Linked DNA regions of Homo sapiens: region 2 is linked to region 1. A link is a contact called in ENCODE Hi-C or POLR2A ChIA-PET data. All regions are on one chromosome and are shown on one strand. Each heading gives the region's core, a stretch centred on a gene start or an enhancer-like site at or near the end of the contact. The rest is flanking DNA. Distances are from core to core; before and after follow the strand shown.

Region 1 (2,810 bases), core at 151-2,650:
CAGACGTAATTCTGACCCTAGGCCTCGCCACCTCCCACCTGCTCCCAGCCCGCCTCCCCCACCCGAATACTTACTCAAAATCTTTCTCCGTGAAGGGAACGTCCTCAATCAACACAGCGGAATGGACATTGAAAAATATTCCGAGCATTATCTGGAAAAGGGGAATGGGTAGACTGTTGAATTCAGGCACCTGACCTCATGTTCACTTCGTAAACCCCTCCCATTTCCAATGTTGCTACAACACCCGAGCCTGAGATTAACCAAAACGAGGTGGTGGTTACTGGATTCGGACTCAGCCACCTGGAACAGGGCGTGAGGTGGTGACATTGAGACAAGTGGTCGAGGCAAGGGTGGGAATAGTGACCAAGCCATCTCTCCCAGGAACCCAGATTATCGTCCTCTCTGGAGGCGTCATCATCACGGGACAGTGCGGAAGAGGGGAGGGAGAACCGGCACTTCTTCATATCATTTCTTCTTGAAGTGGCGGTGGGTGGATTACTGGGAAAACAAGGCCCAGCTACACATTTCTGGAACAAGCACTCTCTTTTCCTCCCATGTCCTCCATTCAACTCAAGCACCTCTCAGGCACCCCGCTCTTGTTTCTCCTACCTTGAGGGGTCTCCACCTTTACCAGCCCTGGCTCCTCCCACTCCAGGGCCCTCCGCTCCAGTTCCCTTTTTTCTTTTTCTTTGGGGACGGAGTCTCGCTCTGTCACCCAGGCTGGAGTGCAGTGGCGCGATCTCGGCTCACTGCACCCTCCGCCTCCCGGATTCAAGCGATTCTCCTGCCTCAGCCTCCTGAGTAGCTGGGATTACAGGCGGGCGCCACCACGCCCGGCTAATTTTTGTATTTTTATTGGAGACGGGGTTTCACCATGTTGGTCAGGCTGGTCTCGAACAGTTCCCATTTTTCAATTTCAGTCTGTCTCCTTCTCCGGGGCCTGTAGATCCCCGGCCCCTCCGGCCTGCCTGCGGCCCAGAGTTTCCTCGCCTCCCAGCCCTCCCAGCCCGGAGCCCCTCAGGCCCTCTCCGATCCTTGCCGGGGAGTCCCCTCACCAACATGATCACTCCCCAGGCGCTGAGGACGATGCCGCAGGCGGCCAGCTTCGGCCCACAGCACAGGAGCGACGCCATAAAGAAGGGAGTCGGGGATCGCCGAGGTGCAAGCGGGCTCGGAAAGCGGTGGGAGAAAGCCCAGGATGCCCTCGCAGGGGGGCAGAGGGGGCGTGGCCCCGGCCTCAACCATCCCATCCGGGGGCGGCAGGCGGAAAAGGCTGGGCTCCTCTCAGGACTTTCGCGGGAGACGGCGCCGTCTGAAACCAAAACTGCTCCTGGGGAAACCTTCCTTGACCTCTGTAGCTAGGGCGTGAGTATTGGAAGAGCGAGGGCCTCCGGTTTGTTGGTCCCCCTCCCCCCGCACACGGGAATGGAAGGAGCTGGTATGTCACGTGACCAAGCCTGTCACGTCACGTGACGAGGAACTAGCCTTAGCGAGGCCATGGGGGAAAAAGTCTAACTGGCGGAACTCCTGGGAACTGGGGCGATGGGCTCTTAGTATCGGAGGATTGGAGCCATCTGATTTTTACCTGAAATTCCTTAGTCTCTCCTGTGTTGGGGAAATGGTAAGTAAGACAGATTTTCACCAACAGAGAGCGTTTCTATCTCTTCTCTACTCCTCCCTTTTAAAATTGAGATTCTGACAGTGTAAAGGAGTTAGGACCCCCTTTTGGGGATCGGGCATGGTTTTGTGGCTTTAAAATGCTTTAAAATTGCTGAAGTTTCTTGGTATTGGAACTGTTTCTCCTAAGTAACATTTTATCATCGCACGTGAAATACTGTAACTCTCGGTGCCAAATCCAGGAAAAATGGGCGGTTAGGAGAAGTCCAGGGAAAGCCGACTGAGCAGGTTGTGAAGGTAAGCAGTCCTGTTAAATGTACACAAAAATGTCACTTTGCTTCTCTAAACTAGGAAAACTGATAGGACTTTTGAATAAGGTAGGATATAAGATTTAAAAATATAAATAGGTCATCCCCTCCAAAAAAGCCGTTTGTATGTTTAACTGGTGAGTGACAGATCTGTAATAATTATTTAGAAATAGGAATGTCGAGGCGGGCGGATCACCTGAGGTCGGGAGTTCGAGACCAGCCAGGTCAACATGGCGAAACCCTGTCTCTACTAAAAATTACAAAAATTAGCTGGATGTGGTGGCATGAGCTTGTGATCCCAGCCACTCGGGATGGTGAGGCGGGATAATCCCTTGAACCCGGGAGGCGAAGGTTGCAGTGAGCTGAGATGGCGCCACTGCATTCCCGCCTGGGCGATAGAGACTACTTCTAAAAAAAAAAAAAAAAAGAAAAGAAAAGAAGTAGGGATGTTTGAAGAACACAGTTTTGCAGTGAGCAAGTTGTACCCACTCTAGTGAGGACAGTGACCTCAGAATAATTGAGAGGGATCATTTGACCTTGAGACCCCAGGACCTAACAAATAAACACTATCATTGGCTAGAATAACTTTGTAGTTCTTGTCCATTTATTTTGTGCATGTTGTTCTTAAAAGGCTTGTGAAAGATAACTTGGAATGTGGGAAACACATAGATCCCAGAGTATTAAAGGGGCTGGAAAAGTAGCCTTAAGACATGAATTATGTGCCTTTCATCTGGGACTGTTTGGAGAAAGAAGCCATTTTGGGGCAGTGGTTTGTATTCTGCCCCAAAAACATGATTCTTATTCAGGGACTTTTGGGGTACATGGGTGAATAGGAGAAATATGGGTGGAAGGAATTTGCCAAAGAACTGAGTCAGGAATTTGTAC
Region 2 (2,718 bases), core at 67-2,566, 1.2 Mb before region 1:
CTAATTTTGTATTTTTAGTGGAGACAGGGTTTCAGCATGTTGGTCAGTCTGGTCTCGAGCTCCTGACCTCAGGTGATCCGCCCTCCTAGGCCTCCTAAAGCGCTGGGATTACAGGTGTGAGCCACAGTGCACAGCCCGCTTTTCCCTGTTTGTAGCGCCTATTATCTTACGGATTTATTTGTTTGCATGTCTGTTGTTGATCTCCCTGACTAGAATACCCTTACTAGGTAATCAATAAACATATACAAATATTTGTTGAAGGAATGAGAAATGCCTCTTGGGCTTGTAGTTTAGGCTGGCTAAAAGCACTGAGATGGGGAGTGGGGAGTAGGAAGAGATTGTTCTCCTGGGAGATGGGCCGGGAGGTTCCTTGAGGATGGGACTTGACTCAGCAATTAAAGAACTTTCAGATCTGCAGGGACCTGCGCTGAGGCCCAAAGGTCATGAGGTCGCCGATGATAAGAGCTTCTTGGACTGTAGCTGGGCAATGTCGGAGGCCCAGCACCTCCAAGGGACAAAGAAATCTGAGTTGAGTTTCCCTTCCAGCCGGCTCCAAGCCTCCCAGAGACGCAGGGACTGTCCCATTCCCTTCGTCCACTCCCACTCTTTCCAGCCACCTTGCTCTGCTCTTATCCCCATGCTAGTTTAAGGACGCTGGCCATTTTTTGCACTCTGCAAATCCCTCACCAAACTGAGCAAAGTAGTCTGAAAGAAATCAGTCTTCCTCAAGGAAGGTTCAGGCCTGGGGTCCTCAGACAACCAGGGGCTCCGTGACAATCTGTGACTGCAGAGCAGTCCAGGAACACCGGCCTCTCCAGGTTCGGGTCCCTTGTTTCTCAGGCCCAGCTTGGTGGGAAGCTAAAGGCATGCAGAGGAGGGGAAGGGGAGCGGGTCTGAGTCTTCGGCATGGCGGGGAACTCAGCCCGGCGTGGTGGTGGCAGCGGTCTCAAGTGATCCACAACTGGGCAGCGTAGCTGGGGCTGGGGGCCGCTCCCGGCGTGGGCAACAGCAGAAGCATTGGTGTCCCCAAGCTAGGCCAGGGTGGGTTTCCGTTCATCCGCCCTGCGTGGGCAGATCGGGCGCTGCGGGGCTGTGCCACCTCGCACCCTCTGAGGAACAAAGGGCCTGGCTGCGCGCGGGTACCCAGCCGTTAGGTTAGAAGCGCCTTCGGGTACCCCTGACCTTCGCTGGCCCTGAGAGACCCGCAGCAGCCGGAGAATGTACTGCTCGCGAGGATTTCCGAGAACGCGGCGCCGAGCCCGCGTACACGGTTACCAAGGCAACTGGGCGGTGCCTGAGCGGGCGGGAAGGAGGCGTTCGTCTAGATTTGTCGGCTTGCGGGGAGACTTCAGGAGTCGCTGTCTCTGAACTTCCAGCCTCAGAGACCGCCGCCCTTGTCCCCGAGGGCCATGGGCCGGGTCTCAGGGCTTGTGCCCTCTCGCTTCCTGACGCTCCTGGCGCATCTGGTGGTCGTCATCACCTTATTCTGGTCCCGGGTAAGACCCACGGCTGCACTCAATCCGTCCCCATTCCCATCTCTGAGTGGTCCTAGTCCTACCCTGCCCCCTCCCAGTGTCTTACCCTCTTGGGTTTTCTTGTTTCCCGCCGCCCCCAGGCCTGCCCTGCAGCCTGCCCCTTTTTCACTTCTCTTCCTGTGCCCTGCTCCCAGGACAGCAACATACAGGCCTGCCTGCCTCTCACGTTCACCCCCGAGGAGTATGACAAGCAGGACATTCAGTGAGCTCTTGGGACGGGGTGGCCAGAACGAAGAGGTGGTGGGAGTGGAGGGGTCTTAGAATAAGTCCAAAGGCCTGGGCCAGTCCACTTCCTCTCTGCAGGCTGGTGGCCGCGCTCTCTGTCACCCTGGGCCTCTTTGCAGTGGAGCTGGCCGGTTTCCTCTCAGGAGTCTCCATGTTCAACAGCACCCAGAGCCTCATCTGTATCCTTTCTGCCTGCCCACCTTTCCCACACGACCCACTTCTATCAGGACTCCCTTCAGCCACCTGACACAATAGTGTCTGCTGTAGCCAATCCTTCCAGTTCAAAGATCTTCAACGATGTGCTAAATCCTGCTGTTTACTAGGCACTTAAAATCCCAAAATGAGAGTAAAATACAGTTTTTGGCCAGGCATGTTGGCTCACGTCTGTAATCCCAGCACTGTGGGAGGCGCAGGCAGGAGGCAACATAGTGAGAACCCAAGTCTACAAAAATAATAGGAATAATAAAAACCCCACCGTTTCTTTTTACAATGAGGAGGAGGTAGATACAAATCTGTAATTCAGTGTGATAAGCACTGTGCTATAGAAGTGTGTGAAGATAGAAAGCACAGGCAGGGCGCGATGGCTCACGCATGTAATCCCAGCACTTTGGGAGGCCGAGGCAGGTGGACCACCTGAGGTCAGGAGTTCGAGACCGGCCTGACCAACATGGTGAAACCCCCGTCTCTACTAAAAATACAAAAATTAGTCGGGCGTGGCGGCGCACTCCTGTAATCCCAGCTACTCAGGAGACTGAGGAAGGAGAATTGCTTGAACCCGGGAGGCAGAGGTTGCAGTGAGCTGAGATCGTGCCACTGCACTCCAGCCAGGGCAACAGAGCAAGACTCTGTCAAAAAACAAACAAAAGATATAAAGCACAATGGGAACTCAGAAGAGGCAACGGAAGCGAGCACTGGGAACTCAGAAGAGGCAAAGGAGATGAGGCACATGGGTCAGAGA

Evidence for each region. A loop is a pair of places that touch in the nucleus more often than their neighbours do. ChIA-PET counts read pairs that join two places held with the same protein, here RNA polymerase II (POLR2A). Pooled maps may share reads with other maps.
Region 2: a loop to region 1 is called in a map with no recorded cell type, with 7 times the contacts of the local background. The contact joins the promoter of TMEM107 here to the promoter of RNASEK-C17orf49 in region 1. A Hi-C loop is called at or near these places in 1 of 168 maps with a recorded cell type or tissue (ovary), 1 of 37 single-sample maps with no recorded cell type and 10 of 50 pooled maps. POLR2A ChIA-PET finds 5 or more read pairs at or near these places in 2 of 52 experiments (MCF 10A and activated B cell).

The regions. Positions count from the first base shown.
Region 1 is chr17:7,011,007-7,013,816 of GRCh38, reverse strand. It overlaps RNASEK-C17orf49 (RNASEK-C17orf49 readthrough), which reads right to left and starts at 1,400. Exons shown (of 8, transcript NR_037717.1): 1 at 1,060-1,400; 2 at 75-151. RNASEK (ribonuclease K) reads right to left here and starts at 1,193. Exons shown (of 3, transcript NM_001004333.5): 1 at 1,056-1,193; 2 at 75-151. The coding sequence starts at 1,133. It overlaps ALOX12-AS1 (ALOX12 antisense RNA 1), which reads left to right and starts at 1,483. Exons shown (of 3, transcript NR_040089.1): 1 at 1,483-1,621. RefSeq lists enhancers at 753-932, 1,013-1,132, 1,212-1,832.
Region 2 is chr17:8,174,978-8,177,695 of GRCh38, reverse strand. TMEM107 (transmembrane protein 107) reads left to right here and starts at 1,316. Exons shown (of 5, transcript NM_183065.4): 1 at 1,316-1,496; 2 at 1,670-1,737; 3 at 1,839-1,939. The coding sequence starts at 1,410. The region is part of intron 2 of LOC105371520 (a long non-coding RNA gene); the gene reads right to left. RefSeq lists enhancers at 1,019-1,138, 554-1,165, 1,319-1,368, 1,439-1,528, 1,689-1,738 and 3 more.